Regions from separate parts of the Mus musculus genome. Here region 2 is linked to region 1. Evidence: chromatin loops called from intact Hi-C (ENCODE). Cell type or tissue: heart. All regions are shown on one strand. Each heading gives the region's core, and the rest is flanking DNA. Links, peaks and the distances in the headings are about the cores only. Region 1 holds the start of Gm34974 (a long non-coding RNA gene). Region 2 overlaps Paqr5 (progestin and adipoQ receptor family member V).

Region 1 (12,381 bases), core at 2,211-10,210:
AGTGAGTGCTATTGGCAGTGAATACTTGTTAGTTGTTGGAACTGGTGGTGGTGGTGGAATTTTGGGTTGGTTTTATTGTGGGATGGGTGCCATGTATCCCAGTTGGCCTTAGAATTGCTAGGATGATCCTCCTGCCTCACAAGTGCTGGGATTACAGGAGTGGACCACCACCCCTAGTCTATGTGGTACCAGGGATCAAACCCAGAGCTTCTCGTGTGCCAAGCAAGCTCTTTACCAACTAGGCCACATGCCCAGCTAGACAATGAGGAATTGAATGGCTCCTGGAATTCTTGCCCACAGCCTTTGGTTAGCAAGTGTCTTGGGCCACAGCCGTATTGCTGACGTAGGATTACAGACACCTACTCTAAGGCCCTAGACCATTAGAAGACACGGTCAAGACCACACGGTGACCTACCTGCATGGACGGCTGCTGCCAGTGTGGGACTATAAATGTTTCCCTCTTCCTCACACACCTTCCTCCAGGCAAAGGACAGCTGGGAGGTTCTAACTGACTCCCCAGTGCTCAGGGCCCAGCTAGGTGCTCCCCACAGGCAGAGGGAACTGAGAGGAGGACTCACAGATTCTTTGAGCTTTGGGCGACTGTGGGCTGACCACCGTCACCAGGAGGTGCTTCTCGCCCTCTGGCCTGGGTGAGTAGATGAAAGAACAGCCCAGGCAGGCTTTGCTCAGAAAGATCTGGTTTCACCTTGAAGCTTTTTCCAGCATAGCTGGCCAGCAGAGATTAAGATCTCAGAGACCAACGTGACTGCTGGAACGGTGATTGGTCCGTTCTCCGGTGCTTGCCTCCTGAGAAAGGCAGTTTGTTTGAGATCTGACTCCAACCCGCAGGGGGAAACTATGCCAGGCCACACTGGAGCTGACAAGTGGAGAGAGAGAGAGAAAGAGAGAGAGAGAGAGAGAGAGAGAGAGAGAGAGAGAGAGAGAGAGAGCCACGCTAGCTAGCTAGAGAGGACCCCAATCTGTGCCTCAGGCTCTTCCTGCGGTCAGTGGGTCCTCTTGGGAGAGATTTCCAGCCTAGCAGTTGCCTTGATTCTACTGGAGCCAGTCTGTGTTGCGAGGAATCCAGTTGGAAAGGCAACCTGAGTTCTGTCCCTTCCTTGCAGGAAAGAAACAACTTCACAAAGCTGCCCTCTGACCTCCACATGCACACCTAAGCTCCACACACAACAATGAGTAAAAGTGATACAGAGGGGCTGAAAGCCTGCAAAGATCTATGACAGAATGGAGCATACAGCCTTCTAGCACTCAAAGACAGGGTCTTCTCGGGCTCTTTCGCTCTGTGCCCAGCTCAGTCTGGATCTCTAAGATTCATCCCCTCCACTCCCTTGTACCCATGGCTTCTTGGCATCGCTCAAACTCCTCGGCTTCCCTCATCCAACTGGCCTTGAGGCCACCAGCTTCAAGCTGCCAGGTATCATCTGCTAATTGCCACCCCCCCAACACACACACACACACACACACACACACACACACACACCTTCCATCCAGCCCAATTGTCCAGCCTGAGAGGCTAAGAAGTAGGACCTGACTGGACACTGTCCTAGAGGTCCAGTGGACTCAATGCATCAAAGATGGGGTGGGAAGATAGAGTCCTGAGCAGTGACAGTTTCCATGAGGAAGATTCCCTGTGGGCAGCCTCCTGCTGGGTGTCCCCTGCTGATGTAAGCATCCATCCTGTTCTTCCACTCCCAGGAAGTGTTCTAGAGATAGGCATGGCCCAGAGCCTGGGGAAGCCATCTAAGAGACCTACGGAGCATCACACCAAAAGAACAGCGAAAACACATTGTGGCTCTGTCAGAAGCCAACAGCTCTGTTCTCCCCACGACAAACACAAGCACAGACAGGTTTCTTGTTTGTTTGTTTGTTTGTTATTGAGACAGGGTTTCTCTGTGTAGCCCTGGCTGTCCTGGAACTCACTCTGTAGACCAGGCTGGTCTCAAACTCAGAAATCCACCTGCCTCTGCCTCCCAAGTGCTGGGATTAAAGGCGTGCGCCACCACTGCCCAGCCACAGACAAGTTTCTAAGAGACCCTCACACACACCTCAGGTCTGCTTGCCCAGGCCCTGAGCTGGCACCGGCACTCTGCCTTGCTCCCAGGGAAGTGCCTAATCTGGTCTCCAGCCTGAGCTCTGTAAACAACCAGCAGGTGTATTTACTGAGAGCCCTTGACCTTCTGAAGGGAGGCAGGGACAGGATCACAGACAACTCCTTGAGTGCAGCCAGCAGTGTCCATATGCAAAATGACTTGTCCAGTAAACCAGTCCAGTGCCCTGCATTAATTAGCACAGCTCCAGGACAGACCTGAGGTCCTGAGGCAAAGCCCAGAGTCACCTTAAACCCAGGGAGCCTGACCTCCCAACTGAATCTTGCCACAGTCACCACAAGAATCAGGAAAAGGCCCTGGACCTCTTGGTCTCTTCCCAGTGCACCGAGTAAGGTCTTGCAGGCTTGGAAGGCATCAGTGGCGCATGCCTCCTCCTGTGCACGGAGCACAACCTCAGGTATACCCAGGAGGTATAAACAAAACAGTATGTATGAGAGGGATGGAGGGACTTCCCTAAAACAATTAGTAGACTGAATTAAGTTGTATTCTAAATTACTTGAAGGTGAGATGAAGGGAAAGGTGCCCTTGGCCATTGCTAACGCTGAATGGCAGAGTTCTGTGCAGAGTGACCAGTGACCGCTTGTTAATGTCCCTATTAGTCTTGCCGTGACCAGGAAGCAAAGCCATAAGCTTTTTACAGCCGGACATGATTGTGTGTAGCGCATATAAACACGCTGGTCTGTTTTTCCTAGATTTTAGAATATTGGTTAAGAGACTTGCCCTGACAAGTTACAATATAATTTTCCCCCTTGAAAAATAATAGAAAAGTGGGGTATGGTGACTAATACCCATGACTCCAAAACTCTAGAAGTAGAGGCAGGAGGATCAGAACTTCAAGGTTATCTTCAGCTACATAGTGAGTCTGAGGCCAGTCTGGAATATATGAAAGTCTGTCTCAGATAAATTTTTCCTTGCTGAAACAAAACAAATCAAAATATTAAAAACAAAAGTTTTCAAATATGAAACTAAGGGGCTGTGGAGATGAGGTTTCAGTAAGTATTAGACCTGAGTCCAGGTCCCCAGAACCAACTCAAAAACCAAGCAGGGCTGCGAGCAGCTGTCACCCCAGCACTAGGGGGACAGAGACATCACGCGTGCTTGCTGGCCAGCAAGCCTAGCTGAATTGGTGAGCTCTGGGTTCCATGAGACACTCTATCCCAAAAACCCAGGTGCAGAACAGCAGAGGAGGACCCCAGATGCTAACCTCTGCTTCCACAGAGCATCCTAGTCACACACATTCAGACTCTCACCCCCTATTTCCCAGAGACTAATGAATTCACACACTTCCAGGTCAAGGGATTTGTGTCATCTAGGAAAGTAGAATCACACAATATGTACCTAGCTTTATCACTTTCAACGTTCATCCCCATCCCAGACAAGTGAGAGATTGGAGGCTGGAGAGATGGCTCTGTGGTCAAGAGCACTGGCTGCTCTGCCAGCGAGTCCTGGATTTGATTCCCAACAACCACATGGCGATTCACAAGCATCTGTAACTCCATTTTCAGGGGATCTGATGCCCTCTTTTGGCCTCTGTGGGCACCAGGCACACATATGGTGCATAGACATTCATGCAGACAAAACACACACACACACACACAATTTTATATATATGTATATATATACATATACATATATATATATATATATATATATATATTTCTGAGGAACAACACTCAAGGCTGACCTTTGGCCTCTGCAGACATATTCACACATATGCATGCATGAACACACACACACACATACACACACACACACACACACACACACACACACACACACGGTGGGGGGGGGGGGAGGCAGGTCGACAAAGCTGCAAGAGGTTAAAAGACTTACCCAGAGTCACAAATCAAGAAAGAGGAAAGAAGAGATTCCAAAGTACCTACCTTATGAACCTCCGGTCCTCAGCTCTCAGGCAGAATTCCCTCACTGGCCTCGTCCAGGCTGAGCCTCTTTCAGAAAAGCCCATCCCTTCTCTGGAAAGCAGCGGCTCTCTGCTGGTGCCACGGCGCCCCCTGCTGCCCACTCTCATTCCCTCCTGCTGGATCAGTTCCCACTGTTCAAAAGACGATCCTGATCTCCACTTTCTCACTAAACTCCTTTACCCTCTTGAAGTCCCTCCTGGAGCTTGGGGGAAAAAATCAGGGAAACGTGGACATCTCTGGTCTTCCAGTCTTTGACAAAAAGGACAAAACACCCTCGTATTCTCCCACCCCTCCAGCCACCAATAAGGAAAAGAGCAACTCTGGATTCTGTCAGAGACTGGCAGGGCACCCTAACTCCAGCTCTTCCTACTCTTCAGGCGTGGGTAAACTGAGTCTTAAGTTCCTCATCTGCAAATCAGACCCCACATGCAGGGATGGGGGGTGGTGGTGACAAGACTGTATGTCTAGCACCCAGAGTCTGGCAAGTACCAAAGACAGACCCTCTCTTTCCTGACCCACTTCCTCTTCTGGCTAAACAGACACCATAGGCATCTAGCCATCACCTGCTTTCCTTCAATTATCACCCTAGGATACAAGGCACAACAGAGAAACTAAGGCTCACGGGCATAGAGCATTTTGCCTCAAATCATGTAGCTGGCAAAAGCCAATGACAAGATTTCAACCCAGGCGGCCTGACTCTAGTTGCTAGACTCACAGTCACCTTGCCACGGGGTATTCCACTGTGCAGCAGAAACCATGATGATGTCTCATATACTGTCGAATGTGTGGAGTCCGTGCCAGGAAGGGTAGGCAACAAGAAGAATTCACAGCACTGAAGAATTTACTATGATAAACAGGGTGATGGGGTCCATCCCTGCAGGCATCCTAGAGAAGGCACAGGCTGAGCCAAATCTCAATACAGCATTTCTGGAGATTTGTGGAACCAGCTGTCCTCCTGAGAAATGTGCACCCAGAAAGGCTGACATCTCCCAATGTCACAGGATCCTAGGAGGGAAAAATGGCTGGCTGGGTCTTCGACATAATGAACACATGGGTGGTGTATCCACCCAGGCCAGGCACAACGTCAAGTCATCACCCTGACTGTAGCTGCCACTGCCACTCTAGTGCCCTTGCACCTGAGAAAACAAGACATCTGAGTGGGTGGCTTTCTCAAGACCTCAGTTTCGAGTGACAACTCAAACGCAGGCAGCCCAGAGTCAGAACCCTGTGCCGCACACACCGAAGCCTCATGCGGCTCCCCTTCCTGGGTCCTCACTCTCCTTTCAGCTCTATACGGATGATCCTCCTGGGCGCGCTCCCTGGAGACTTCGTAAAACTCAATTAAAAAAACAAAACAAAACAAAAAACAAAAAACTGAACTCCACCTCTTTCCCAGACTTCAGAAAGAGCCAAAGACGCTTGGATAATGAGGAAACCCGATCTGATCCGACGAGTCCCAAGTCGCTGCTGCCCCCTGCTGCCCAAAAAGAGAACGCCACGGACTCAGCCCTACAGAGTACCTGGGAGGCCGCCTGTGAGAAAGGCACAGGTAGCCCTTGAGTTTATTTATTTCTATCATCAACCGACAGATGATGATGGTGTATATTTTCAGTGTACCACGTGGCATGTGATAACTGTAGAACAAGTGGAGATAAATAACGTATCCATCGCCCACAATTCTTATTTTCCACGGTGAGAATGTTTTAAGCTCACACTTTGTAAGTTTACAACACGTTAGTGCTAACTCTAACCACCACGCCATGCAACAGACCTCAGGAATCTCATCCCCTCTGCCTGAATGATCCATAGAGCCCAGTTCTACTACCACTCCCCCCTCCGTTTCTGCTAAATACCATCCTACATGCTCCATTCTGAAGCCAGGTATGATGACACACCTTCCTGTAATCCAAGCACTGGGGAGTCAGAGGCAGGAGGATCACCATGAGTTTGAGGGCAACCTGGTCTATGTAGTAAGTTACATAGCAGGACTTTGTCTCAACTCCCTCCATCCCCACCAAAAATATATACGTTCAGGTTCACCATTGCTGCTGTCTAGTACCTGGCTGATAGGAAGCCACGTTCTCAGTGGGGAGAAAGTAACTCTCTGTCCCTGAGCTGCATCCTCAGCTCAATTCAGCAGTCTCTGACTCCACACAAGCAGTTTCTCATGTCTTTCCAGGCTGCTATCATGAGTGACAGGACTTCCTTCATGAAGGCTGACTAATAGGCCCCTGTGTCTCCGGAAAACTTCCAGCCTACTGTGTGTTGATTTACTTTATTACAGGGGACCCACAGACCACAGCACGCATGCGGAGGTCAGGGGGCAACTTTTTATGGGTTCTGGGGGGGTTCAAACTTAGGTCATTGGGTTTTTGGTTTGTTTGTGTTTTGTTTTGTTTTGTTTTGTTTTGTTGGTTTTTCAAGACATGGTTTCTCTGTATAGCCCTGGCTGTCCTGGAACTCACTTTGTAGACCAGGCTGGCCTCGAACTCAGAAATCTGCCTGCCTCTGCCTCCCGAGTGCTGAGATTAAAGGTGTGCACCACCACGCCCGATGTTCATTGGGGTTTTATAGCAAACACTTTTTATTCACTGACCCATATCACCAACTTCCAATCTATTGAGAGCCGATGGTTTATGTAAAATGGAATAAAGATTAATTAGAGGAAGAGGCAAGAAGGCAACTGAGCACGAGGTCTGTAAATCCAACAACTGAGAAGGCTGAAGCAGAGGATAACAAGCTCAAGGGAAGCCTGGGATGCAAACTGAGTTCAAAGCCAGCCTAGGATCCTGTCTCAAAAGGAAAGCACATTGTTGTACTCTGGTAGGACTCTTATTTGGAACCTGAAAGAAGGGAAGCGGGAGGAAAGAGAAGGGAGAGGAGGGAAGAAGAGGAGGAGGAGGAGGAGGAGGAGGAGGGAGGGAGGGTTAGGAGGAGGAGAAGGGATGAGGAGGAGGGTGAGGAGGAGAAAGAACCAGAGGCTGCTTGAAAGGCGTCTTTTGTATTCAGTAACTTAGCCACTTTTTTGCGAGCCAGCATGTGCCCCCAGGCCACAGTGGTCCTAAGCACACAAAGAAAGCCAGAGGTTCCTGGGCCAGCATGAGGGCTCCATCTCCTGAATAGTTAACCACTCATAGGCAGCAGGGCTCTCTTGGGCCACTCCTGTGACTCAGCTCCAGGTCAAAAGCAGAAGTGGGGATGTCTCAGGGGCCCAGGGGATACCCCTGAGGACAGTGGTCCCTGAAGTAGCTGGAACTACAGGTGTTGTCCACAACCACACTGTAGGCTGTGTTAGTGAGGGAGGCATGAGATCAGTTCACTGTGCAAGACTTGCCCGGGGTCAAGGCCAGCAGAGTCTCGTGTCTCCAGGAATGGTTTCTTAATAGCTGAGGCAAGGACCTAAGAGCGCAGCGCTATGGAGAGTGTGCAGGAAGCACAGGCAACTGAAAGCCTCCTGTCTAGAAAGCAAGGTATACTTGCCCTTCAAAATCAGCCCAGGAGGAAGAAGATGGCTTGTCAAAGACCCATTCACCAGCCCCACCCTCAGGAACCCATTGGTCGCTTTGAAAACCTCCTTGGAACAGGAAAGATGGTTCAGTGGTGGTTAAGAGCAATGGCTGCTGTTGCAGAGAACCCAGGTTCAATCCCCAGCACCTATATGGTGGCTCACAACCATCTGTAACTCTGGTTCCACAGTCTGACCTCTGCAGCCAGCAAGGATGCACAGAGCAATCAGACAAATGTCACAGCCACTAATCAGGAATCTTGATGCTGAGTCCTGTGGCCACACATCAAGTACTCTCCCGGAACACCATCTTCAAAAATGTACATGTACCCAAATGTACCCAGAAGGGCTGGGTGCACGGAAGTCCCTCCTAGATCTAGAAAGTCATGCTCCTTTCAGAAGCCTAGCAGCCACCCTGTGTGGAAATAGCCAGCCTAATGCACAGCCAAGAGGAGAAATGAGGCAAATGGGCATTCACAGGGTTTCAGTCTGCAGAGGGGGGCAAGGATGATCCAAAGCCTGGGAGACAGGGAAATGCTCTGGGCTGGGTGAGCATCGAGATGCTGTGGAGAGGAGCTGAGCTAGGGGTTGCCTGGCAACAGCATCGGCTGGCCCTAGCAGCATCTGAAGAGAAATGAACCACACTTGCCACAAGAAGCGCCCTTAAGACCTGGCCCCTAGCCCAGAGACTTGCTTCTACGTTTTCCTCACCAACACCTCAGCTTCCAGAAAGGAAGCAAACGCCTGTGCGATGAGAAGCGAACGTTTCCCACCCTAGGGGCCAAGGTGAACAGCTATGGAGTTCCTGCCGACAGAGAAAAGTAATCAATTTTTCATTACCCAGGGAAGGCAACAGGATGTCTTGGATGTCAACAGTTTCTGGGCAACAAAGACAAACCCAATACACAGGGCACCTCACCTGAAAAGACATTCCAGTTACAAGCACCTGCTGGGATAGAGAGGAGGGGAGGAGGCAGGAGAAGCAGCAGAAGCCACCTCAGCCTCACAGCTGAACCTGTGATAGGCAGATCCTGTCAGACGATGACCCAAGTAGAGCCACCTTAGGGACGGTTTGGACACAAGATGGCACAGGTGGAAGAGACCAGTCACTGCGGTGTGCTCATTCACTCAACGAGTCGTCTTGAATACTCCAGCATGACGGCTCAGAGGTACACACCCAGACAACTGCCCTGAACCATAAAAATGGACACCGAGACCAGGTGTGATGGTACACATCCTGAATCCCCAGCCCTTGGTAAGCAGAGGCAGGCAAATCTCTGTAAATCTAAGGCCAGCCTGGTTTAGATAAGGAGTTGTCCAGACTAGCAAGGAGCTACATAGTGAGACCTTGCCTAAAGAAATAGAGCAAAGGAAAAAAAAAAAGAAAATAGAAGAGGAGGAGAAGGAAGAAGAGGAGGAGGAGGGGGAGGAGGGCGGGGGAGGAGGGGGGAAGGAGGAGGAGGAGGGGACACTGAAAGCCAGAGAAAGAAAGGGACTGTCCCAAGATCCCAGGACCACTAAGAGTACAGATGGAATTGAACCCACAGCCCCTTGGGCTGTGGGAGTGTGCCATGGTCCCCAAATATTGCAGGATCACATGTGGTCTTGTAAAGAAAAACCAAGGAGCCTTTCAGAGGCCTTCGGAAAAGTGCTCAGCTGCTGAAACCCAAAACCTAAAGGAGAGCTTTGTGCTACCAGGGTTGTTAGGACCAGACAGAGCCTGGGCCCTGTTAGTGCCAGAGAGCTACGTTTGGCCACCCCCACCTTCAATAGGCCAGTCAAACAAGCAAGTCACAGTGAAGAGACGAGAAGGGGGATTTTTTTCAACATGGATACTTTGGGGGGGGGCACATAATGAAGCCCAGAGAATGCCCAAGTCCATCTTGGATCTTGACACAAGATTTAGGCTTAATTAGATGGCAAAAGGTATGCCCAGGTGAACAGCTCTGGCCAAGCAGTGCTCCTGCCCATCACTGGCTGGGCTTCCCCCTGGCTGGCACCAGGTCTGACTTTTCCTTCTCCCTTCACAAAATCCTGGGGGGAAATTCCAACTTCTTGGGGTCCACTGTTTAAATAGTGTAAAAGCCAAAGTGGGGGCACAAGTGTCTCTTTCGGATGTCCTCATTCCTGCCGGGACAGTTTCGAGTTGGAATCTCTTCTGTGTGGACAGTATTATTTTTACCTCAGGGGGTGATTCTAACCAAAACAGATAGCATGGCCCTTTCCAGGCAAGTTCCTAGCGCTGTGTCAGGCCCGTGCTCCCAGGCTGTCTTCTGTGTTTGTGTTACCCGGTGAATGTCAACGAAGGCTCAAGAATAAGTCAACACGAGGCTCCCTGTCTATGCCAAGACTTGTTAGCAGAGTAAACGGTGTGCTTAGCCTGTCTTAGAAGAATCTTTGCTGAGTAAACAGGAGGAAGGGTTTGCTTGAGAACAAACAGAGCGAGGAGCTGAGGTGGCCCTGGGGCAGAAAGGTGACTCCACCACCCCAGCCAGAGAGAGAGGGAAGCCAAGCTGGGAGTCCTTGAAAGTCCTTGGTGAAAAGGCCAGGAGGTTGAGGTCCAGGGAAGAACTGAGGCTGGCCAATGTCACACCACAGCTCCCCCTTCAAGAAGCAAAAGAAGGCCTCTCTCTTCCACACAATCTCCGCTCTCCCTGTTTCCCGCTCCAGGAGCCACCTCTTCTAGTGGGTAAGCAAAAGCCCAGAGCCCGGCAGGATCCCCCGGGAAGCAAAAGCCCAGAGCCAGGCAGGATCCCCCAGGAAGCAAAAGCCCAGACCCGGGCAGGATCCCCCAGGAAGGAAGACCAGAATCGAGCTCACTGGCTCTGAAGTCTTAAGACACTGATGTCTTGACCTCCTCAGGAAAGTGTATTTCAAGAGGGCTACAAGGAAACCAGGCTCCAGCTTTGTAATTCCAGTACTTGGTAGGAGCAGGCAAAGAGGGGTAGGTGAAGAAGGCAAGCCTTGCCTATATACCAAGTTTAAGGCCAGCCTGGGCTTCAGGAAGCCCTGTCTCAAAAACAAAACAGAAAGCTGAAATGGTGGCAGCTGTGACCCAGCAGAGGTGGGTGTGGCTTAGTTAGGAGAGAGGCTGTCTTGTATACATGACACTTTGGGTTCCATCCCAGATACCATATAAATTGGGTGTGGGAGTGCAGGCCTGCAGACCCAGCACTCAGAGGGAGGCAACAGGATAGGAGGTTCAAGGTTACCTCAGTTACATAGGCGGTTCAAAGTCACGGGCTGAGTGAGACCCTGTCTCCAGAAAATAGGATGGAGGAGGAATACGGCAGAAGTAGGAACACACTTTTGAAGGTGTTTATTTATTTATTTTGTGCTTATGTACACGTGTGCACGTGTGTGCATGCCGTGGCATACCCGTGGAGGACAGAGGACAGCGTATAACGTGCATTTTGTCTTTAAGTGTTTACCCTGATTCAATATTGTCAGGCTCGGGATGGGGGAATGTTGTTGGAGGCACTGTGAATAAGGAAACAAGCCTTAACAGCACCGGATCTCATAACATACCTTTCCACTTCCTTCTTGGCATCATTCACATAAGGTTCTCATTTCCCCAAGTAAAGAGACACCTCGGCCTGAAACCCTTGGCCCATATAAACCTGTCAATCTTAAAACTAACTTGGATCCAACCACCGGCTAACATTGTCTCAAAGAACTTATTGTCACAGATACACACAGAACCTCCCAGTGTTCCGATTCCCATTTAATATACGGAGTCCTCCATCCTTGTTCACAAAGGGACTTAAAGGCTTAGATCAAAGTGCAGATATGCAGCCAAGTCAATGGAAGAGCCAAGTAAATCAACCAAGAAAAACCAGCATCAAGGAGGGGAGGAGGGAACAGAGGCACTGTCTGTGTGGATCATTTCTGCCAAGAGATGGGGCCATCAATCCTCCGGATGAATTTCCCAGTGGCTGAGAGACTAAGTCACAAAGCGCCTGTCGTGCTAAAAGGGGATGGGCTGGCAAGGTGGCTTGTTCCTGAACAAGAATGCAGACTGTGTTCAGATACCCAGAACCCACAGAAAGGTAAAAGGAGAGGACTAACTCCTGCAAGCTTCCGTGCTCTGACCTCCACATGCGTGTCCTCGAACATGCGCACACCCACACCATGTGATAGTGATTTAGAAATAAAAACAAGCCGGGCAATGGTGGCACACGCCTTTAATCCCAGCACTGGGGAGGCAGAGGCGGGTGGATTTCTGTCTTCGAGGCCAGCCTGGTCTACAAAGTGAGTTCCAGGACAGCCAGAGCTATACAGACAAACCCTGCCTCAAAAAAAAAAAAAAAAAAAAAAAAAGAAAAAGAAAAAAAAAAACCAAAAGAAATAAATAAATAAAACAAATAAAAGGGTTCTAGAGAGACGGCTCAAAGGATAGGAGTGCTTCCTGGTCTTCAGAGGACTAGAATTTGGTTCAGGCCCAGCCTAGCCTACAAAACAAGTTCTAGAACAGCTAGGTTACACAGAGAAACCCTGTCTCTCATATATATATAAGACCTGGAGGTTCAGGCTTTTATTCTCAGCACTTGAGAGGCAAAGACAGATGGATCTCAGTGAGTTCAAGGACAGCCTGGTCTAAATAGTAAGTTCCAGGACAGCCAGATCTGCACAGTGAGACCCTATCTCAAAAAATAAATATAATAACATAAAAATTAAAGGAAGATAACAATTATAACAATCAATTTTCCAGATGACACAAACTTTGTCCCAGGTCTCTATTTCTCAAGAACTTTTCTTATTTACAGAACACAGCAACATTTCTGAAGGTTCCTGGCAAAAGCAGAACTGGTCCTCACGTGGCCGTTTC
Region 2 (12,381 bases), core at 1,773-9,772, 86 kb after region 1:
GTCTAGAACCAAGGCACAGGCTGCTAGCAGTCGGAGAATCCCTGAGATTCCCGAGGACAGCCTGGCTGAACCAACCTAACAAGGCTCTTGCTGAAAACAGGCCAGAGTGGCTGCCCTTATCTAGGAGAGCGGCAGATGAAATTGAGCCTTCTGGATTAAGCCTTCTGGCTTGCCCAGAAAAGGTCACTCACAAACTGCCCAGGTAACTGGACATGCAACCAGCAAGCATGCTCCTCTCTGTGGGTCCTGGCATTCTGGCCAGCACAGGCACAGACAGAGGCCTAAAGGGAAGAGCAGGGATGTTGTTCCTGTCAATCACATTTGAGAATCTGGTCCCAGGGCTGGGAATGTGGCTCAGTTGGTGGAGAGCTTGCTTAGCAAGCACAAAGCACTGGGTTTGCTCCTCAGTCTGCCATAAGCCAGGCAGAGCAGTGTGTTCCAAGAATCCCAGCACTCGAGGGGGTCAGGAGTTTAAAAGCCATTCTTGGCTATATATGGCATTCCAGGCCAGCCTGTGCTACATGGCTAAAAGGAGGAAGAGGAGGAGAAAAGGGAGGAAGAGGAGGAAGAGGAGGAAGAAGAGGTGAAGGTCTGGTCCCAGATCTGAGGTTGGGAGAAGAGGTCTTGGTTACAGAAGCCAGGGCTGGGTACTTATTAAAAGAGCCTACCTCCATATGTCCCATTATTTTGACCTTTCCATGTATGACAAGCCCAACATGGTGCATGTGGTAGGGGCAGGATATCAGGTAGCCCCTGAGAGGTCATGGCAGGTGGATAGGGAATGAAAAAAGACAACAGCTCTCTGTGACCCAAGACAAAATGGCTTTCACTTGAGATAACACAACGGATCCACTCCTGCCCTCCCTAGAGTGAACCTCTGTTTACTGGACAGAATTGCCAGCACTCAGGTGCGCTCCTGCTCCTAGCAGCTTTGAGCACAAGAAGGCCGAAGGTTCCCTCCCCCATGACATCCCAGCCTCAGCAAAGCCCTCCTCATGGAGTTGATCCTCACAGAACACGGGCTACATACATCGAAACAGCAAAGAGAACATTTGAAAACAATTTTTGTATTCCAAGCTCAGCTTGATCCCCAACGGCAAATTACAATCATCTCCTCGTTACTCTGAAGTCTGGCTTCATTTCCAACTTCCCTCCACCCGCAACTCGCTCTGAGTTCTCAGGCACCTGCTTATTTGCACAGCAGAAGCAGTTTTTAGGGTCCCACTTTGCATCTACGGTAGCAGACTGGGCAATTTAGAGCGAAATGGAAGCGAGCTGTGTGCAGCCTATTAGGAGTAAGACCCTCCAGGTGGCCTCTTAGCTCTTTTAGCGCTTGTGGCTGGCTCAGCATCACAGAATGTTCCCTGAGACCCCGGTGCGCCCCCCAGCTGAAGCCTGAAATTCCACCCTCTGGTTTTTCTAGCTATTAAACTGCAAATCACCCAAGGGGAAAATAAATGAGTATCTCTGGTCTGCGGTAAGTAACAGATTTTGATGGTGAAAAAAGGGAAGAGGGAAGAACGGGGTGGAGAGGGAAGGGAAGACAGCTGGCTTCTAGCGTACTCTTCACTTCCTGTCCAAGTGCCACAGAATCTTCACATCCTCCTTATAAAGAAGAGTCCTGGATTGACCTCAGGATGGAGGGTGGTGGTGGTGGAGGTGGTGGCGGCATCTCTCCATGTTCCCATCAGTCTCGGGAGTCAGGCCTCAGGCCTCCACTTTCTGCCATGATGCACCCCTCCCACACTGCTAAGCAGGGACTGTTGAGAGGTACAACTGTCATCCCTTAGGGTACAGGACACTCCAGTCCTACTCTGAGAAACAGAATTATGTCTCCCTTCAACTTTACACATTAAAATACTACTACCCCAACACCCTGTATTTGAAGCTGGCCTCGAATTCCCCATGTAGACAAGGATGACCTCGGACTTCTGATCCTCCTGCCTAAGTACTGAGATGACAGGAGTGTACCACCATTCTCTGATGGAGAGCAAACCTATGGCTTCATTCATTCTAGGCAAGGGTTCTAGCTGAGCTACAACCTCAGCCCTGGCAACAGGGTCTCCCCGAGAGGATGACACTTAAAATTAAGCCATTTAGAGTGGGTTGTTATCCAGTGTGGCTGGTGACTTTCAGAAGAGGAAGTCTGGATTGACAGAGTTCCCAGGTGTGGACCCCAGTGAAGAGGCTACAAGAAGGAGGCCCCAGAGGAACAGCCCTGCCCTCACCTGATCTTGGCCTTCCGGTACCCGAGCTGAGAGGAGATAGCCAGTAGGATCTAATCCTCAGCGCTTCCTCCCTGGTTTGTCAGCGTCATCCCTAAACCGGCTCTTTGGCAGGTCACCCAAGGGTCTCACTGCACTTGGTGGCTTGTATAAGAGTCTGCAATTATTTATGTATGATTATCTGGGACACTTTTATGTAGCCCAGGCTGAACTTGAACTCATTATGTAGGTGAAACTGGCCTCGAACTCCTGAACCTCCTGCTACTGCCTCTAGAGAGCTGGAACTATAAGGCTGCCCCAGCAGGCCTGGAGGAGAGGCGGCGTTTCTAACAGGCTTCCTGGCAGACACTGACACCTCTGTCCTTGCAACCCAGCTGCCACCTCTGTGCCCAGAGTCCAGTTTCTCTCAGAAGGGGATGTTGCCTTTAAGTAAGGACAACAAGATGGAGACAGGGTAGGGTGTTAAGGTTTGAGTCTAAAATACCCCCATGGGATCATGCACTGGGGGCGTGGCTGTCTGCCACTGATGGGCCTTTGGGAAATGACTGGATACTGAGGGTTCTAACCTAGACAGACAGTGGATGGATGTCCTGATGGAAGTGTGCTCTAAGCTTTATGAGAGGTGTGGAAAGGCAGGCGGTGGGGCCTGGTTAGAGGAAGTTGATCAGTGGAGGTTACCATGGGAACTCTACCTTGTCTTGGTCCCTTCCTGTGTCCCTTTTCTCTGCTTCCTGATTGCTGTGCTGTTAGCTGCTGGGCCACACCCTCCCTGCTGTGACATACTGAAATCTCTGAGCCTACTCCTTCCTCCTTTGAAGCTGTTTGAACCAGGTGCAGTGAAAACACTAAGCTTAGCATTAGTGGCGCACGCCTTTAGTCCTAGCACTTGGGAGGCAGAGGCAGGTGGATCCCTGAGTCTACAGAGCTAGTTCTAGGATAGCCAGGGCTACACAGAGAAACCCTGTCTCAAGACAAAACAAACAAATAAACAAACAAGAATGTTATGGAACATAAACACAAAAGGACGTGAAAGGCTGGCACAGGGAAAAGACAAAAACCAGGGTGTATCTAGGTTGAGGTTTGCAGGCAGAAAGGTCAGAGTGATGCAAAGTTGCTGGATTTCAAGATGGAGCCAAGGAGTGGGAAGAGCAAGGAGCTCTTCTCTCTGCGTCTTAACTGGGATTCTGGCCCATCCACCCACAGCACACTTGCACTGTACAGGGCTGGAAGATAATGATTGCTGGTCTATTGCCCTTCCTTTTGTTTCTTCAGTGCTAGGTATGGAACCTGGGGTCTGAAGTGTGTGAGGCTGTTACATAAGCCACCAAATTTGTAAGAACTGGTTAAGGAAGTAGAAGGAAGCTATCAAAGGCCAGAATTTGACAAAAATCCCAAGCCAGGCAGGGTGCACATGGTTTGAGTTGCTTGCTGGAGTTGGTAGCTTTTTTTTTTCTTCCAGATTTTTTATTTCATGTGTGGGTTATTTTGCGTGTAATGTCTGTACATCATGTGTATGCAGTGCCTGTGGAGGCCAGAAGAGGGCGTTGCATCCCTTGGAACTGGTGTTACAGACAGCTGGAAGTTAACATGGGCTAGGAACCAAACCTGGGTCCTCTGTATAAGTAGCCAATGCGTTTATGCACTAAGCCATCTCTTCAGCCCCTGAAGGCTTTTTTTTTGGGGGGGGGGAGCAGTTCAGAGGTGTGTACTTCATTCTCTAAATGATTCCAGGATAACTTCCTAAAATATGTAGGCAATTTGACCTTAAACTATGTTCATTTCGACCAGTGAGAAGGCTAAGAAAAGTGAACATGTGGATTTCATTTAGATAAGATACACAATGATTAGAAGGAGTCAATGAAACAAGAGAGCTCCAATTTGGTCTGTTGTGGGTAATTATATTAATTATGACTATGAGTTCTCTATTGATATTTGTTATAGGATATTGTTAGCCAAAGCTTAAAAAAATGTATCTACATGTATCTATGATGGACTACATAACAAGAACCTTTATCTCAATCCTCTTTCCAAATTAGGTTGAACTATTTCACTTTATAAAGAAGTTTTAAACTAGACATTTTTGACTAAGGGTGTAGTTCAGTTGGTAGAGTGCTGTACTAAGGAGAGTTACTGGATACCAAGGAAGATTACAGAAAACTCTCAGCTGGGTGTGGCAATTCACACCTGTAACCCCAGCACTGGGAAGGCAGAGGCAGATGGCTCTCTGTGAGTTTGAGGCCAGTTTGGGCTACATAGTGACCTCCTGGACAGCCAGACCTATGTAGAAAGATGATCCTGTCTCAAAACAAATAAAAACAAAACCTCCCAATAATTCAGGGCCTTCTGCTAGTCTGCATATGGGATTCTGGTCAGAATCTATGCTGTCTCTGAGAACCATGACGTCTCTAACAGGAAACGCTCCAGTCTTGGCAGTCCCGGGGAGCAAGCACAAAGCTGTCCTCAGGAATCCAGCTTTGCTCAAGTATGCACATTCAAGAACAGAGCATCTCAAGGGAGGGGTGGCAGCAAGAGCAGGGCCAGAAATGGAGTCCCAAGGGTTGCAGAGATGGCTCCGTGATTGAGGGCACCTGTTCTTCCAGCTAACCCAGGTTCCGTTCCCAACAGGGTAACTCACAACCTAGTTCCAGGAGACTCAGTGCCCTCTGCTGGCCTCTGTGGGCAGTACATGGAGCTAAACACCCACACCCTAAAATAAAATCAAAATCTCAAAAAAAAAAAATTTTTTTTTTAAGAGGGTAGGGGGAGTGAAGTCTCAGCTAGGTGTGGTGGTGCACGATTGCAGTCCCAGCACTTAGGAGGCAGCAAGAGGAGGATCACCGTAAATTTGAGTTTGAGGCTAATCTGGTTTTATGAAGAAATTTCCTGGCAAGATGCCTTTGCACAACTGTTCAAAGGCAGAATCTGTTCTTCAGGCACGGCAGAAATAGTCAGCACTCGCCAACTCTCTGTGTGTTTCCTGTGTCTTAGGCTTGTTTGAGGTCTGATCAGAGTCAGGTGACTGTTTACGGCACGCTCCCTTTGGGCCAGAACAGTTCAAAGCAGTGCATTGCCTTGAAACTGCTTTTATTCACGTTAAAAGTCTGTTTATTTACTCACACACAGAGGACAACTAGCGTTAGCCGGGGCTTGCTTTCTACCATTTGAATCCTGGGGATTAAGCTCAGGTTGTCAGGTGATAGCTCCACAGGACTGAACTCAGACAGCGCCAGTCTTTTGGGAAACTGTTTTGGGTCAAAGGGCACAACACAATCTTGTCTTCATCATGTTCCCTTCTCAGGGTCAACCCAACCCCACCCACCAAGGATTCAAGGTCCTGGCCTACTTTTTATATTCAGGACAGTTCTGAAAGGCGAAGCCCAGGTAGAGCCCATGTATGAAGAGCTTTGTATGTATGTATGTATGTATGTATGTATGTATGTATGTATGTATGATGGCTTTGTGGGGTGGTAAGAGCCTTTGATGCCGTGGCTCCTCCCACATCCTGCCGTGGCTCCTCCCACAACCTGCCGTGGCTCCTCCCACACCCTGTCATCCTCACTTTTCACAGTGCTGTACCTGAGGACCATCCCCAGTTAACTCCCTGCCTTTCAGTTTCTGTCTCGGAGTTTGTTTCTAGGAAACCCAACTGAAGATGCCGTCCTCTCTCTTCCCCTCTGTGGTGACCTCGGAGGCCACCTGTTCCAGATGGTGCAGCTAGGAATGACTGCTGTGTAAATCTGAAGCGAAAGCAGTCTTTGACACTTCCAGTCACTGAGGTATCTGGGGTAACATGCGATTGGGTATCATGTAGCCCAGTCTGGCCCCAAATTCACTATAGCCAAAGATGACCGTGAACTTCTGATCCTCCTGCTTCTAGTTCATGAGTGCTGAGAGTACAGACATGTAGTAACTGGGATTCGAACCTGGATCCTTTTGCATTCTAGATAAATATTCTATCGATTGAGCTACATTCCCAGCCAATCCTGGGTGACTTTAAACCTCTGCTTGTCTACTCTCTAGTGCCTCGTACAGCTAGCTGTTCATAGTAAAACAGTTGAGGTGAGCTAGGTGATGGTCATGCATGCCTCAAATCCTAACTCTCCAGAGGCAGGCAGCCTGTATATAATGCAAGTTCCAGGACAGCCAGTACCACACAGAGAAACCCTGTCTCAAAATAAAGAGAAAAAAAAAAAACCTGAAGTGATCTCTAAACTAGTACCTGCAGAGCATGTCTAGAAGTAGAAGAGTGAAAACAGAAAAGTAAGAATGTGACCCTTCATCCCAAAGGACTGGAATGGAAGGCAGAAGCAGAGGAAACAGATACATTCACCCAGGACAGCTGAAACAAATACAGATCCCTCTATAGGACACCACTAGACACATCAGCAGAGACATGGGTCTCCAAGCTAGAGCTCCAACTCCAAGCTGTTTACACAAGGCACAGGGAGCGTTGAAAGGCGAAGGAAGAGAAGAGATGAGTCAAAGGATAACAAACGCAGCGGGCCTGTATTGCATCACCAGGAGGGACCCCAGACAAAGGGCACTGTGGCGATACAGGCATTTCTTCCTCGCCAGGAAGCTAACTTCTCTATGAGGCATTTAAATTGTTATTACATTTATTTGTTGTGTGTGTGTGTGTGTGTGTGTGTGTGTGTGTGTGTGTGTAGCTATGCATGCATACGTGTGCACATGTGTGTGGAAGCCAGAGGACAATCTCCAGTGTGGTTCTTCTGCAGGTACCATCCATCTTGATTTTTGAGAGTTTCTCCTTGACCTGGGGCTTACAGACAAGGTTCGGGTGACTGGCCAGTGACCCCAGGGATCCATCCCTGTCTTTCCCTAGTGTTGAGTTTACAAGCACTCACCAGTTTCTTACTTTGGTTCTGAGATTTGAACTTGGATCCACAGGCTTTTACAGCAAGCCCCTGAGCACCAGTTATTCTCCCAGCCCCTGCAACTCATCCTAACAGTGTCTTTCCTGCTCCTTTCCTCCCCTGTGACGAAGTGACCCCTCTCTCCTCTAGCTGCTTTACAAAGTACTCGTGTATGTTTGAGATCCCCATGAGCCTCAGAGGAGCCCAGTCAGGACAGAGTTGCCCACATGTCTTCTCCGGATCCTGCAGAGAAACACCTTGCACACAGGAAGAAGTCAATAAAAATGTCATGAATCCACGTCATGAATAAATCCAAGACTCACACTGTGTTCCCACTAGTCACACCCACTGATGTGTGGACAGAGAGGGGAGCGGATGGCCCTGCGATCCCAGAGGCAGGGCCCTGCTAAAAGGGCCATGGATGGTGGCTTTCTTTAGAACTTCCTGCTTTCCTCAGCTTGCCCCACCACAGCTCTGCACTGCCCATGATTCTGCCCAGTGCCATCTTCCTGGCATCACCTGGCTCTAGAGCTTCAGGTCAGAGCCTGGCAGGTCTCTACTCAGTGTCCCACTGGTGATACTGAGCGTGGATAGGGACTGTAAGATATCACTGTGTGACAAGCAGCTGAGCAGAAAGGGGCTCTCATCTACCCAGGAAATGTCCCACTACCAAACGGCATTGACTCTCAGTCCTGCAGGAAGGAAAGTGGATCCAGAGACAAGGGTACAGTCTTGTGCTTTCTCTACAAGGCAAGATAGAAGTGCACCAGTCTGGCACAGCATACAACCAAAAGGTTAGGGCTTATAGAGGCGGGGTGTCTGTGCTTGCTGTGTGTGTCAGGATGGCTCTGTGGAAAGGAGACAAGAGCCACTAACTAAGCCCTTCTCCATTGCCCAACCCTAGGCCTGGTCTGACCCTCCTGCAAGAGTGGAGGGTAGAACTGGGAATGGTGGTGGAGCCTGTAATCCCTGCACGCGGGAGGCTGAGGCAGGAGGACTGTGTGTCTGAGGCTAGATTGTCTCAAGTAAATGGAGGCATGGGGAGTATGCGACAGAACACGTCTGCAGAGCCGTGTTAAGGTGACTGCTCTCTGGCCTACTTTGGAGCACCACAGGAGGCTGAAGCCAGCCTTTCCCCACCCTGTAGCTGGTACCGCTTCCCCTGACTAGCCCACATCTGTGCTCTCTAATGACTTTGCTTCCTGATGCAGCACGAGGTTATACTGAAGGGCTACACTTTGCCAGCCTGGTCCATGGTTGGGGCAAGGGATGCTGGTTTCTGCAGGAGGTTCAGAGGGGTGCCTTGAAGACAAGGGGCCTCGTGAAAGCATCCTCAGGTCCCACATTGCAGGGGTCGATCGGCTGCAGACCCTGGAACTCAGCCGTGGAATGAAAGCACTCACCTGGGGCACCTGGTCTATGCGGAATAGCCTAGGGAGCTTTAGGCTCAGCATCTTGACACCAGGCTGGGAAAGGCAGTTGAGGTCACTCTGGCCCCTCAGCAGGTCCCACTCAGTTCTGACATACCAGGGACATCAAGGTAGCTTCCCTGAAAGAGGACAAACAAGAAATCAGGCCAGACTCCACCTAACTTCAACTGGATATGGTTTCTGGTGGTTTAACTATTGGACATTTTTCGAATGAGAGCAAATAAACAAGATTGCCAAGATTCCCAAGGGGAATGTAGCTCAGTTGGTAGAGTGCTTGTCTGACATGCGTGAGGTCCTGGGTTCAATCCACAGCACTGCATAAAACAGGCATGCTGGTACATGCCAGTCATCCTGAGGCGGTAGAGGCAGGGGGCGGGGGGAATCAGGAGTTCAAGGTCATTCTTAACCCCTTAAGTAGGCCAGCCTGGGCTACTTGAGCCCCTGTTTTTTTTTTTTTTTTTTTTTTTTTTTAGAGGGGAGGTTTTAAGACAAGATTTCTGTATAACAACCCTGGCTGTTCCGAAACTGGCTTTTGTAGACTAGGCTGGCCTTGAACTCACAGAGATCTGCCTCCTGAGTGCTGGGATCAAAGAGATGTGCAAAGATTTTTTTTTTTTTTTTTTTTTTTTTTTGAGATAGGGTTTCTCTGTGTAGTCCTGGCTGTCCTGGAACTCACTTTGTAGACCAGGCTGGCCTCAAACTCAGAAATCTGCCTGCCTCTGCCTCCCAAGTGCTGGGATTAAAGGCATGCGCCACCATGCCCGGCTGCAAAGATTTCTTAAAAGCAGTGATTCAGACCACTTCATTCCTCGCTCTGAGAATGCCAGCTGGTAAGCAATTAGATCCTTCCACGGCTGATTACTACAATACGAAAAAAACTTCAAAATCTCTATGCTAGAATTGAATCCTCAGTGTGGTATGAAGTAAGGCCTTTGGAAGGTAATGAGGTCATGAGGGTCCCACTCTTATGAATGGGATTAGTACCCTTATAAAAAAGGCCTGAAGGAGCTTTCTTGACACTGGGCCCAGGATATGGGGGGAGGGTGCAGGGGGCACAAGGAGAAGGGGCCGTCTGTGAATAGTCTCAGTATGGACTGCTTAGCCCCTAGAACTGGAAGGAATACATTTTCATTGTTTATAAACCACCGATCTAAGGTATTATAGCAGAACGAACGCAATAGAAAACAGTAGGGCTCTGAGGGACCCGAGGCCACCTATTTCTCTCTGAGGGACGAGCTGTAGGCAACTTTCCCCAGAGTTGCTGAACTGGGTAGTGTTGAGGTCATGCACTCTGCTCCACCATAGGCTGGTCTGAGGGAGGCAGAGATGTCTCAAGTCTGTGTCACCTTAGGTGACATAAGTAGACAGTGCAGGAGGGACATGAGATGGTTCAATGACCATTGACAAAAAAGTTTGCCTCCAAGCCTGAAGACCCAAGTTCCATCCCCAGGATTCTCATGGGAAGAAAAGAGAAAACAAAAACAAAAACAAAAACAAAAACAAAAAGGTTGTCTTCTGTCCTCTAGGCTTGTACTGAGGTGTCTATGCACTTACACATATGCTTGCAAAAGCACACACATACACAATAAATAAACTAAATTTTAATACATTTTAATAAAAAATGTAAAAGGGGCAAAGAGCTGTGTCCTAGTTCAAAGAAGAATAGCCTCTTCCAGGGGGCTGACCACACAGCTCTGTCACACACACACAAAAAAAAAAAAAAAAAAAAAAAAAAAAAACAGGCCAGGCAAAAGGCCAAGGAGCTTCTTGGAGACAGAGCAACTTGGAGTAAACAATAAATTTGATCAAACACAGGATTAAGGCTGTTTAGCAACTGTAAACAATATGAACTACAGACATCTAAAGTTCTCAGACAGCCCAAGAAACAGAAAAACGCTGCTTTAGCACAAAGAGGACAAAGCTAGGGACTGACCACAGTGTCTCTCTGCCATCACCCCTGGACTGAAGCCTCCTTAGAGCCTTCCTCATGTCCCCATCAACAGGAATCTTTCCCTGCCTCCGAGGGACCTCCCTAAATCACATTCCTCCTGGGACCTCTGTGGCTGACCTGACACACGCACAGAGAGAGAGAGAGAGAGAGAGAGAGAGAGAGAGAGAGAGAGAGAGAGAAATGAAAGGAGGACAATTAGATAAGACATGACAACCTCTGATCTCTACACACACACACACAAACACACACACAAAAACACACACACACTCGAGAATTGGCTTTAACTAAAGAGAATACATCCTAGCACAAAGCACTAAGACCACATTTCTCCTGAGCACAGGGAGATGCTGGAAACGGGATGTTTGGGATGTGTGTGGTCTGGATGGCAAGTAGGGAGCCACTCCTGCCAACTCAGCAAGCTGAGGCCACATCCCAGATAAGACAGAACTTGACTGACCTGTTTCAAAAGTGCGAAGCTTCCGCTGTTATAGTCTTACAGTAATGAAGCTTCTCCTATGACTAGGTTGTTAGCCCACATCTAAATTGTCCATCTTCATGTTTGTTAACAATTGCAAAAGACCAGTGGCTGATGGTGGGAAATCACAGCACACAGCTGATCTTAAGCTTTCAGACATCACGGAGCCTAGAATTAACTCCCTGATCCTTTCAACTCTACCTGCTGGGAAACATGCTCTTCATTTCACAGACCCTAGAAAAACCAGACTGCAATTTGCCAACATTGCAGGGTGGGTTGCTGTGTCAAGGACAAGCTTGTTCAAGGGTTTCTGTTCAACTTTTCATTCAGTTGTGTGGTAGAAACACTGATAAAAAGGCAACTTAGGGGCAATAGGTTTATTTTAGCTAAAATTCCCAGGCTGTAGCCCATCACTGCAAGGAAGACAGTGGCAGGAGTTTGAGAGAGCTGGTCACATTATATCCACAGTCAACAATAGAGAAATGAATGCATGCTCACTTGATTGCACTAAGTTCACTTTCTTCACTCTTAGGCAGTCCAGGAACCCCTGCCTAGGGAATGGTGTCACCCACAGTGGCTTGATTTTCCTGCATCAATTAATTTAAGATAATTTTACACAAACATGCTCAAAGGCCAACCCAATGTAAACAATCCCTCATTAGGGCTCTCAAGTTGTGTCAAGTTGACAATTAAAGTTAACCATCATAGTTTCTAAGGTAAAATCCAAACACATCAAAAAGATACATCTTAGTAGTGTTTCATATAAGACTTCATCTTCCTGGAGTTCTTTAAGAGAAGGGTGAGATGTTTCTCAGTTAGTAGAGTGCTTGCTCAGCACACACAAAGCTCTGGGCTTGATCCTGAGCACAGCATAAAGCCACGTATAGTAGTTAGTACCCACTTATAACCGCAGCACTCAGGAGGCAGAGGCAGAAAGATAAGTTCAAGGTCATGCTTGGCTATACAGAGAGTTCCAGGACAGCTTAGGAAATGAGAGACACTATCTCAAAAATAAAGTGGATGTTGTTCTGAAATAGCCTTAATAAAATTCATGAGAATAAAATTATAACCACCACCACCAACAAAACCTAAGATACCTACTAAATACTGCCATATATGCTGGTCCAAAAGAAACTGGTGAGTTGTTTTCCCAATGACAGGTTCCAAGCTTTAATAAATTTTAATAGTATGAATGTACCAATAACTAGTTATATTATTAGCACAAATTTATTAATTTGGTCAAGTACACATATAGAATCTCAATTCTATTTAATCCAGTAATTAAAAATGTTTCCTCATATTGCATAGAAGTAAATGTGCCAAAGTCTTCATCTGTGTCATCCAAGACAACCTCTTCTTTATAAATACTGTCACTTTTTTGAGTTGCCTCATACAATTTGACTAAAGAATATTGTTTAATCCTTTA

The links. A loop is a pair of places that touch in the nucleus more often than their neighbours do. Peaks named below come from ENCODE experiments on the same cell type or tissue, not always from the same donor. Only the 100,000 strongest peaks of a DNase experiment are listed, where the experiment ranks them.
Region 2: a loop joins it to region 1, with 2.3 times the contacts of the local background. A loop is called at or near these places in 6 of 42 quality-filtered maps.

The regions. Positions count from the first base shown.
Region 1 is chr9:61,894,480-61,906,860 of GRCm38, forward strand. It overlaps Gm34974 (a long non-coding RNA gene), which reads right to left and starts at 4,293. Exons shown (of 6, transcript XR_001779199.2): 1 at 4,010-4,293. Gm35058 (a long non-coding RNA gene) reads left to right here and starts at 10,018. Exons shown (of 3, transcript XR_379526.4): 1 at 10,018-10,242; 2 at 12,320-12,381. In heart, for the core only: CTCF peaks have their summits at 4,146 (motif pointing left) and 5,532 (motif pointing left); DNase peaks (open chromatin) are centred at 4,152 and 5,522; H3K27ac peaks cover 386 bases; H3K27me3 peaks cover 5,704 bases.
Region 2 is chr9:61,980,491-61,992,871 of GRCm38, forward strand. Paqr5 (progestin and adipoQ receptor family member V) reads right to left here. Exons shown (of 8, transcript NM_028748.2): 2 at 8,503-8,648. The coding sequence starts at 8,553. The region is part of intron 1 of Gm35152 (a long non-coding RNA gene); the gene reads left to right. Among named protein-coding and RNA genes, the nearest start is that of Gm35152, 10 kb to the left of the region's middle. In heart, for the core only: CTCF peaks have their summits at 3,752 (motif pointing right) and 4,893 (motif pointing left); DNase peaks (open chromatin) are centred at 2,821 and 4,881; H3K27me3 peaks cover 1,073 bases.